Regions from separate parts of the Homo sapiens genome. Here region 1 is linked to region 2. The links are chromatin loops, found by intact Hi-C in ENCODE. Cell type or tissue: endothelial cell of umbilical vein. All regions are shown on one strand. Each heading gives the region's core, and the rest is flanking DNA. Links, peaks and the distances in the headings are about the cores only.

Region 1 (5,475 bases), core at 610-4,609, 52 kb after region 2:
AGATTTTGTAAAAGAAAAATGACACAGTTTTTCCATGGAACACTGATGAAGTCCAAACAAAATCTATATAATATTGGTTAATAATATATTGTTGGTTAATAATATATTGTATTAGTGTTAATTTCTTACTGTTGATCACTGCATCATGGTTATGTAAGATATGAATGTCAGGAAAAGCTGAAAGAATGGTATATAGAAACTGTACTAATTTTGCAATATTCTATAAATCTAAAATTATTTCAAAATGTAAGATTTTTTAATTAAAAATATTTGAATGAGAGAAAAGGAGTTACATTAGGAACTGGTAGGGGTATTTCAACTCCACAGAACCATTCCAAATGCCTTTATTAAACATCACAATGCACTGAGCATTGTTGAAAATGCTAGTGATGGAATATCAAATAAAATTAAGGGCCTGACTTACGGTCAGGTAGAAAGGACACTATATGCTAAAGTTGCTATGATGGGCCACTGGGCAAGAAAAGGCAGAGGCAGAGAGTTTAATTGTATGGAGACAATTGTGTACAAGTAGGGTCAGTATCAGGAGATGCTTCTTAAAGAAGGTGATGCTTGGGCTGATTCATAAGAGATGAGTGTTTACCTCATGAGGAGGAGCTTGATTGGATGAAGGGAGATGGAAGAGCATGGAGGACAGTACAGAAGCCCAGAGGTAGGCAAGACAACTTCACCCAGGAAGCATATAAAAGTGAGTGCAGAATACCTCTGACACAGCAATGTCCTCCACCAAGCTGCACTGACTTCGGAAGACATATTTTCTGTTTGTTACACAACTTTAAAACTGATATTTTAGTCTTTTTTAATTTTGAATTAAACCAATATACTTGAATCTCATCTTTAAAGACAGACATGTGTCTAAAAGAATTCCAGTTACTCTTATATTTTGAAGTGTTTGTTCATAATTTAAAACTAGCTCATAATTTAAATCCTTATTGTGTTCAGATGGTATTTAATTTTTTGAACGACATTACTGAGGGGTTATTTAGGAAACTTTCCATTGCCAAGAGAGTGAAGTGATATATTTTCTCGAATGGCATTTTTGAATGTGTGGAGTGAGTATAAATTTTGCTGGTTTGTGGTCCCTGGAGCTACTGAAATGTGGTCTGAAGTGTATTGTAAGTATATATTTTAATTTTTTTGTATAATGTCATATTGTGACATCCTGAAAACCCTTTCTGGCTGAGGAGAGACTGCCCTTCTTGGGACTAGCCAATTTTTAAAGATAACAAATAACCTAGCCAGGAGTATGTCTTTGATATACAAACTAATCAATCTAGAGCCATACCTCCTCTATCTGGTTTATCCACCCCAGGAGGCAATATTCCTCTCACGTGATCATCCCAGAGCCAGGTGCCAGGCAACCACAGACCACTGCTATAGCTCAAAGCCCACCAGAACCACCCGAATTATTCAAATGAGCCAATCCTAGTCTGTTTGCCCTGCCACAACTTGCATTTCTTTCAGAAACTGAAAACTGTGGCCTATACCTTCCCCTTGCTCCTATTTTCTGCATCCTGAGCACCATGGTGTTTTTCCCATGTGGCTGTGTCTGGTACATGCTGTGCCTCTTGTTTAGTGGGGAACTGCATTAAAAACCTTCTTTCAATGGAATTAGGCTCACCATGCTGTCACTCAGTCACCCTAATACACTAAGACTTGGGCCCAATAAGTAGAGATCATTTATAAATCTCAATGGGATATAGACAACATTTTAACCAACTGAGTTTAATTCTGTTCATTGTTTTTGATTGTTATGGAATGCCAACTGATGCAATGAGAGTAGGCAATTATATCCCTAGTGATGAGGACTGTGAGAGGTGTGAGTTGAGTTAACCCCAGCCTGGTTTGAGACAGGTCAGGTGAGCCATCACCTAACAGGAGAGTGAAATGCTGGCCGCAAGGTGTATGGATCCTTTCTAGACCTGGGTAGGGGCAGTGTGGGGAAGCAGAAACACTTGAACCAAGTGTCACAGAAGCCCTTCCTCTCCTGCTGCCCCATAGATGAGAAATGTTCTGTCAGTTTGTGCACTGCTGATTTGTATATAAGGAGGTCCCCTAATAGTATCAGAACTTCCTGTTTCCTTTGGCTGGAGCATTTGGGGCAATAAAGAAAAATTCTTGAGACAAAAATGGAAGGCCACAGGAATTTCTGCTTCTATAGCCTGGTGATTTATTTGCTTTTGTTCTCCTTTGTATATCTCTGAGTCATCTGATCTCTGACGATTAGAAAGGACATGGGGGCTGGGCATGGTGGCTCATGCTTATAATCCCAACACTTTGGAAAGCCAAGCTGGGTGGATGCCTTGAGCCTAGGACTTGGAGACCAGCCTGGACAACATGGTGAAACCCCATCTCTACTAAAAATACAAAGAATCAGCTGGGTGTGATAGGGCACAACTGTAATTCCAGCTACTTGGGAGGCTAAGGTGGGAGAATCACCTGAGCCTGGGAAATCAAGGCTGCAGTGAGCCATGATTGCACCACTGCACCCCAGCCTGGGCAACAGGAGTGAGACCCTGCACCCCCGCCCCACCAAAAAGAAAGAAATATAAAAGGACCTGGGGGAGTCTTAACTTGTACCTGTATGCATTCTTTCATCCCACATTAATTCATATCCTTCATCAATATCTCAAGTGCTGCAATGATGGCTATAAATGATCAAGAAAGCAAAAAAAGCCCCTATTGACCTAGAATTTTCTGTAAGTGTCCAGCTAGATTATTATAAATTATGTATCTTTTCATCACTGGCCTTTTCCTTTGATATTTTACTGAAAATTGGCCTGAGGCTTCAAATCATTTTGTACTGGTTTGAAAAAAAATTTCAAGTAATTAGTTGCAGTTTACCATCTATCAACTGCCATCCCCACTCAAAACAATTCCTCCTGCCCCACAGCCACTCCAATGGACAATGTCTTTCTCTTGGACCAGATGAGTTCTGAAATCCAATCTAGTGTAGCCATTGATTCATTTGGATAGAGAAGACAAGATTGAGAAACAGTAAGTTAAAATTCCTGATTGGTGGAAAATTGTTTATAAATATATCAGTGCTTTATTATATTTGTTTAACAGTGGCATACTTAGCATTTTTACAGATTTCTTGAAGTACAATCAACATAGAGTAGACTGCACACATTTAAAGTATACAATTTGATAAGTTTGATATGTATATACACACACCCGTAATCCGTCGCCTCCAAAGTTCCCTTATTCCTCTTTATAATCCCCGCCTCCCACCACTTTCCGCCCACTCCTAATCCCAGGCAACCACTGACCTGTGTTCTGTAACTATAGTTTAATTTACATTCTCTAGAATTTCATTTACATAGAATATATGCAGCATCTGCTCTTTTCTGATGGCTTCTTTTAGCATAATTATTTGGAAATTAAGCCAGGTTGTTTTGTGTATCATTCCAACAGTATCCCAGTATACAGATGTATCACAATTTGTTTCTGTTCTGTTTCTATGGTATTGTTTGATTCATCGCTTTAGAAAAAGGGCCAGAATTGAAGTAATTCAAGTTCTGTTTATTTATTTGCATCTTCATAATCCCCATCCTACTATTGTTTATGTAGAACACATGGTTTAAATGCAGGGACACTAATAAATACAGGGGTTGTACCAAAGCAAGCGTAAAGGATTCAGAGCCATTGTAGGTTAACATGTGTCACTGAGGCTGCAAGGTAAAGACTCTCTGTAAAACAGAAGTTCTCCCAATTAACTTCTACATAGAACACAAGGTTTATTTAAGGCTAAAAAATAAAATGGGCTAATTTGAACTGTGTGTGTGTGTGTGTGTCTGTGTGTACACGCATGTATGTATCCACAAGTAACTATAGCAATTGTCTGGAACTTAAACCAACAAAAGCTATTTGGAGGGGGAACATCTTATATCTGACATTATTTAGAATTGCCAACCCATGGTGATAATAAAAAGGAAGCTGATTTTTAGTCAGTTTGTTTTTTCTTGTTTTAAAATTCTCTACAGGAAACACACCCCCTTATTACCTGCTTCTGAGGTACAGTACTTCCACAAATCTATTCTCAGTAATAAATCATATACTGTTTATTATTTATGAATTATGATACATTTATGGTTTTTAAACATACAATATACTAATAATATCAATATGAATCATTTAAAATTTCCAATATTCCACATTTTTTACATACCAATTGGCATTGTCATGTTTAAACCTAATATATTTATAACTAGTCATACTATAATAGTGATTATAATGGTAAATTTTATTACTGTTATTCAGTAGGACTAACAAAGCTCATCTGTAATGGTCTTATTATCTAAAGGTATAAACCAGAACACGTAACTGCCTTCCTGTATGCCTCAGTGTCCTCAACAAAAGAGAAAGAAAGCCAGAAGAAAAGAAAGAGAGAGAGAGAGAGAGAGAGAGAACAAGAATGAGGTAGATATCATTTCTTCCATCAATTTGCATTGCTGTCATCACAATGAAAATGTGCTGGTCTTTCATTTACATTTTTGTTGAGTGTCTTATTCAATGAAAAGACTTTCAAATATGTGTAAACTAGAGTTTCTCACAAAAGGTGTTAAAATGTAGATTTTCATAGACATGAAATAAGAAAAGCTTTCTAGCTTCATTAATAGATGTAACTATAATTGCACATTGCCATTGGAATAAGAGGCAAAGTTAGCATCATTCTGACAAGACCAAGGATCTGAACAAATCCATAAAGAGAGACTAATGTGACCTAGCCACAAACCAGACATCTAACTCAGCTGGTCAGTTAGTCTACTGGTGTGTGCTGCCTTGATAAATGTTTCCCATCCCAGTGTCTCTCAAATCTGGATTAGATGCACTGCTACATACTCACATAGCATCCTCTATTTTCACTCCTAGAATAAAATTATACAATTGTATTGCAAAACCCTACTTATTTGTTTTCTTTCTCCAGTAAATATCAAGAATTATCTTCATTCATCAATGTATCTCTGATGCAATACCTACCATGTAGCAGAGCTCAAAACATTCTTGTTAAAGAGAAAAATAAGTGTCTAACTTTTCACGAAAACAACTGAGCAGATGGTTTGCTATAACCCTTTTCCATGCAGGAAAGGATTTAAAGTGCTTGACTGACTAACAGTGGCTCAGTAATATCATCTTTAAGTCTAAAATAACATACATCACCAATCAGGAGTGCTTAAATCACATCCTACCAAACACTGTCATCAACGATAAATTTTTTTAAGGTCATTTCTTTATTGAACTATATCTAGTTTGCTGAAGAAAAAAAAACAATATTGGAGGGAAAACAGATAGAAGGCAAGCTTTCTTTTTTCTTTTATAATTAACCATGAAGAGACGCATTTGTTTGCCCAAGCATTCTAAATATTGCCTACATGGTTTTTGGAATATTTTATTTTTCCTTTGAAATCATTTTTAAAAAGAAAAGCATTGCTTCTGAGAGTTACGAAATCTCAA
Region 2 (5,475 bases), core at 831-4,830:
AGCTGACATTCCCGGTGGTGCTGTTTTTCTGAATTATGTGTGAGCTCTTCCAATTCCTAATAAAAATGTCCTTCTATGCTGCTCATTTCCACATTCATATTTCCAGCCCTGATTCTCACCCAAGCTCCACTCCAACCTGCTCCTTAGAAATCATTTCAAACCTAGGATGTTCCACCATCACCTCAAACCCAACATGCACAACGATGAATTTATTTTATTGCTTGTCTGAAGAGTTTTCTAAAAGTTTTGGGTCATTCACCACGGGAAAGAGGGAATGAAAGTTACACTTAATATAGGATGTATGGGTCTATATAAATTAATTGACATAGTGGTCAGAAAACCCTGGCCATAAAATAGTTCCACTTCCTTGTATTACTAATTTTGCACACCCGAGCAAGATTTTATAAGTTGTGCTAATAATAAGTACATGTTTTTCTCTGCCTGGGTTTTGTGTATCAAGTGAGAAGTAAACACCTCCTGCTGCTTCTGCTGTAATTCCCTCTGAGTAAGCACTGCTGTGTTGTGTGTGTACATGTGTGTGTTTGTGTATATGTGTGTGTATGTTTGTGTGTGTATGTGTGCATGTATGTGTATGTATATGTACCTGTGTCTGCATAGGTGTGTATTTGTGTGTGTGTGTTTTTGTGTGTTTCCATGTGTACATATGTGTTTATATGTTTGCATGTGTGTATGTGCACATGCGAATTTGTGTGCTTGTGTTTGAATGTGCACATGTGTATTTGTATATGTGTGAATGTGTGTGCAGTGCACACTGTAAGAAGATTAAACCTGGGTCACAAAGTGGAAACCTTACAGTTGGCCTGTCTCCTTTTTGCCGTCAGCTGGAGCTCTGCCCTTGTAACTTTCAAGTCATTTTCAGGGTGGGTCATTCACATGGTGTCCACCACCAGCCCCTTCAGTCCAGAGTGGGGAATGTCTTGATTGAGACCATTTGCCTTGAAATCAAAGGAACATAATAAGGAAAATAGGATGTTGGTTCCAATTTTTGTTTTCTTGTCTACCACATCCAATAAAGAGACACCTTTTGTTTTAGTTTATATAAAAACATCTCTTTAGAGAGCTCAATCTGCTCAAACAATATGGGTTAGAGAAAAGAAGCTGTTTCCCATTTCTACAAACAACTCAGAGACCAGGTACAACATTCTCCTGATAGATCTCCATACACACACACACACACACACACACACATGCTCACACACATTCACATTCACAGACACATATATTCAGTCACACATTCCCACCCACCCACACACTCACATACACATGCTTATTCACACACACACACTAACATCCACACTTACATACACATATACACATTCATGCCCACACACACACACACATACTCACATACACATACCTTCACACATGTGCACTCATATACACACATATTCACACATATCCATGCCCACACACACTCACACATACTCACATACACATACCTTCACACATGTGCACTCATATACACACATATTCACACATATCCATGCCCACACACACTCACACATAGATACACACACTCATTCACACATATACACACATTGATGCACACACACACACACATTCACACCCACACTCACACTTGCACACTGCCCCACACACAATCAAATACACATCTGCACTCACACACCTACTGTCACACACACCCAGAAGCACCCACACAGCCTTTTCCCCTTCTCACCAGTCATATTTGTTCCTCATCTTTCAAGGAACAGGGCCCAATTACTCTCTCTGGTTCTTTTACAGTGTCTGGCCTGTCAGCTCGTCCTCTCCATCCCCACAGCTGTCTCTTCATTTCAGTGCATCTCCTGACACCCGAGTGACTCACAACTTCCTCCTAATGAATCTCCCTGGCCCCAGAATCTTTACTCTAGTCCACCTTGTCCTGGCACCAGATCCATCTTCTTGATCACAACATTTTCTTACTCCAGCAGGTGCCACCTCATTGATGATCAACAAGTCAGGCACATTTAAACATCATTCAATGAGGAAGGAGAGATTGCGAATGATTCTGGGTGGCTTGGCTGCCTATTCATATGGGGATAGGGGAATTGACGTCTCAGCCTGTCTCTTAGACTCAATAGCCTTGTCAGCAATCTCCAGAAACATAACCATCTTGCACAGGCCCTCATGGTATATTTCTATTTTTGTGCATGTCCTACCTTCCTAAAAATATCATAAGCTTTCTGAGGATAGGGACGGTGCTGAAGCTGTAAGTTCATCCTCCACAGTGGCTGTCAGATACCTTCCCGTGCGAGTGACTCCCAGCACGACCTCCATGACCTCTGTGATCTTGGGCAAGTCATATGAGTTCTCTGAGCCCCACTTCTCTTTTATATAAATGAGACAAAGAATACCTGCCTCAAAATGGTCTTGAGAATCATATTAGCCAATGCAGCTAAAAGGCTCACCACAGTACCTGGCACACAGTAGGTATTGAATAAACCATAGCAATGACAATTATTTGCTCAGTGGAATGCAGATCATCAACTAAAATCCTTTGGAGAAATGTCATGCAAGCATTTGCTGCTCTGAAACTCTGCCTAAGATACAAGGAGGCAGGTGTCACAAACAACAAAGTCTCCAAAACCAATTGCCACAGCCAGAGTTTTATCCAGGACTTGGATTTTGAATGGCAATGTTTATAAACAAAGTAGCTGGTTTTCAGGAAACCCCCAAACTCTCCCAGAGATCAGCAGCACCATTCCTTCCCACAAGAGACAACCAAACAGAAAATGAGCTATGTGTGCAATTTTATGTGCCCCTATCTCAGGCATTGAAATAAGCCCATCTCGAAATGCAGCTCAATCTCTCTCAGCTGTCTTCTCTCTGAAAAGCGTCCTGGCATTGAGCCACTCTCCAGCTCCCATGGACAAAAATGAAGCTCTACACCTTCGTGGTAAACCATTCATGTCCCCAGAAAGGAATGGATGGTTTCAGTCTCCCCCTTTCCGCATTTTAAAAGGTCATTTTAAAAGTTATTGCTTCTTTGCTACCACTAGATGGTACTAGCCAGCTGCTTGTCATGTATATATTTTTTTATTTTGTGTTTTGTTTACTGCCTCTGAGCATTAATCCAAGAAGGCTGATTACAACAACATGCTTTGCAGAAATGGTACTTTGAGAGACCTTGGGCAGTCATCAGAAAGTAACTTAGCTGCCATTTGTTAACTATGTTACCACTTCCCCTTGATATTTATTTATATAAAGTTCCTCTTTGCCCCATCCTGGATAAAGGAAATATTTAGTGTCATACAGATTATTCATACCACACTTGTCCACATTTGGGACCTTAGGAAGGCCTGAGAGAGATGTGGAATGCAATGACTGAATTGAAGGCAGCCAGAATAAACATTGGCTTTTCCACTCTCCTCAGGAGTCATGTCTTGCTGCCCTTTACTGAGGGTACCTCAATACCTCTGAGGGTATCTCAGTCCTCTTGCTTCAGACTCCCAGGAGACCCCCAATGCCTTAGGTTTTCCATACAGATACTTGGATCATCTTTCTCTTTTCTAGAATGGAAAGACAGCAGTGGATATTAGAAAAAGTCATGGGACGTGCTGAGAGAGACTGGGGAGTATGGCCCGGCACCAGATCTCTTTCTTCGCCACTCTGGCTTAAGACAATTGAAGGGCAGACTTCTCCTTGACCCCCCAAGCTCTCAAGACATTAGGTGTCACTAAATCCATACTCACAGGAGATGAATGGATTGTCAAGAGTGGGGAAAGAGTACTTGACTTTGCAATCTGTAGTCAGGCTATGAGAATAAGTGAGAAAGCACTGTAGCAGTACTATGCTAAGCCAAGATTAGTCATGAATAGTCATTTGGAGATGGTTATCAATGAAAGATTAAAAGATTCATGCAAAATTTTAGTTAAACTGAAGGGATGTTTAGCTATGATCCAGACCTCATTTTAATTACAATGCAACCTCTGTTTAAATATGGGCAGTTGGAACAATTGCTTAATCTTTCTGAGCCTCAGTCTTCTCATCTGGAAAAAATAATACTTTCTGCGAAATTATTGAAAAGACCAAGAAAAATAATGGCTGTAAAGCTCCTGACATTTAGCAGGAATTTGCCAAATGTCCCTCTCTCCTCCAAGTAGCTACAATGGAAAGTAGCCCCGCCCCACCCCACCCCCCAGCATCTTCACCCATACCTTTTCCTAGAGTAGAGGCTAAATTCCCAGGAACTAGCCCCCAGACACTGAAATTATTGTGAAATGCAGGAAAACCCATAATGCCAAATCTTTGATTTCCCCTGCCAATAGCAATGGCTTCCACACCTTCTATTCATATGCCAGTCACGTTGAAAAGAGGCACCTTCTAATCTTGGAAGAGTTTACCAGCAGTGAGACAGGTATATTTTTTCATCTGTTATCATAAGGAAAATACTTTTATTTCCTTAAACAGAATTTTTCTATTGAAAAGAGAAACAATTTTGCTTCATTGCTTTTTTTTCCAAAAGTAGTTCCTAATGCCCAGTGTGACAAATCAAAGAGACACTGTGAAATGATGGTATAATCTTTTCTGTCTACATTGAAGGAAAGTATAGTGAAATTACCGGGTAATTCCATACAAATAATTGCTACAGAAACACAGCATGACATTAAGCTAACATATAAAAAAAGGATATTTCATCTCTAGGTATAGAGAACAATAGATTTAAAAAGCAATAATTTGAGTTGACTATTACACACTCTCAATATATAGAGATTCAGGAAAAGCTATTAAATAGCAACCTTACTACCATGTACCAAGCAAGTAGCCAGAGTGAGTAGATTCTCATGTTGGAGCAAGAAATTTAAAAATCTTCTGCTTATCATTAAAAATTATAGTCATCTCAATGTTAGTAGCATCTACAGAAACACAAAAGGAAAAAAGAAAGCTAAAGAGGAAGACTATATGGGCAGGAAGTAGAAAGAATAACATCTATTGTACTACAGTGTCTGCTTTGCGCTTTTAAATGACTCAAATCCTTTGGAGTGTTTTATTTAAAAAACATCAAAGTTAGAATAAAAACTTTGGTAGAATTGGTAATAATCTAGTATTGTGTTGGAAATAATTCTAAAGCCATTTTGGGGTTCTGTATCAAAGACAGCCAAAATCAATTAGTAATTTCTGCCATGCATGCCATAGGCACAATTGAATAGTTTAGAATCTCCCCAGTGTACCTCTAGTATCAGATATCTGGGAGAAATTAGAAGATCACCACACATGCCCAGGAAAAGGCACGGGGTCACAGAAGCGCTAGAAAACTTTAAGTGTACACTTCAGGCTTATCCTCAGTACAGAGACAGCCTGTAACAGTGTACACACACACACACACACACACACACATAACCAAGAATGGTGAAGTAGGAGAATGTAATTTCCAGAATTACCAAACTATTAGATTCAAATATCCAGTTTTCGACAAAAAATAACAAGTCACACCAAGAAACAGGAAAGTATGAC

What was found. A loop is a pair of places that touch in the nucleus more often than their neighbours do. Peaks named below come from ENCODE experiments on the same cell type or tissue, not always from the same donor. Only the 100,000 strongest peaks of a DNase experiment are listed, where the experiment ranks them.
Region 1: it touches region 2 in a loop (2.5-fold over the local background); 3 of 110 quality-filtered maps call a loop at or near these places.

What each region holds. Positions count from the first base shown.
Region 1 is chr13:34,022,669-34,028,143 of GRCh38, reverse strand. No RefSeq gene overlaps it. Among named protein-coding and RNA genes, the nearest start is that of RFC3, 210 kb to the right of the region's middle. In endothelial cell of umbilical vein, for the core only: no CTCF peak of the experiment used is centred there; a DNase peak (open chromatin) is centred at 2,163; H3K27ac peaks cover 658 bases.
Region 2 is chr13:34,074,854-34,080,328 of GRCh38, reverse strand. LOC124903153 (a long non-coding RNA gene) reads right to left here. Exons shown (of 2, transcript XR_007063754.1): 2 at 1-956. Among named protein-coding and RNA genes, the nearest start is that of RFC3, 260 kb to the right of the region's middle. In endothelial cell of umbilical vein, for the core only: a CTCF peak has its summit at 3,013 (motif pointing right); a DNase peak (open chromatin) is centred at 3,268.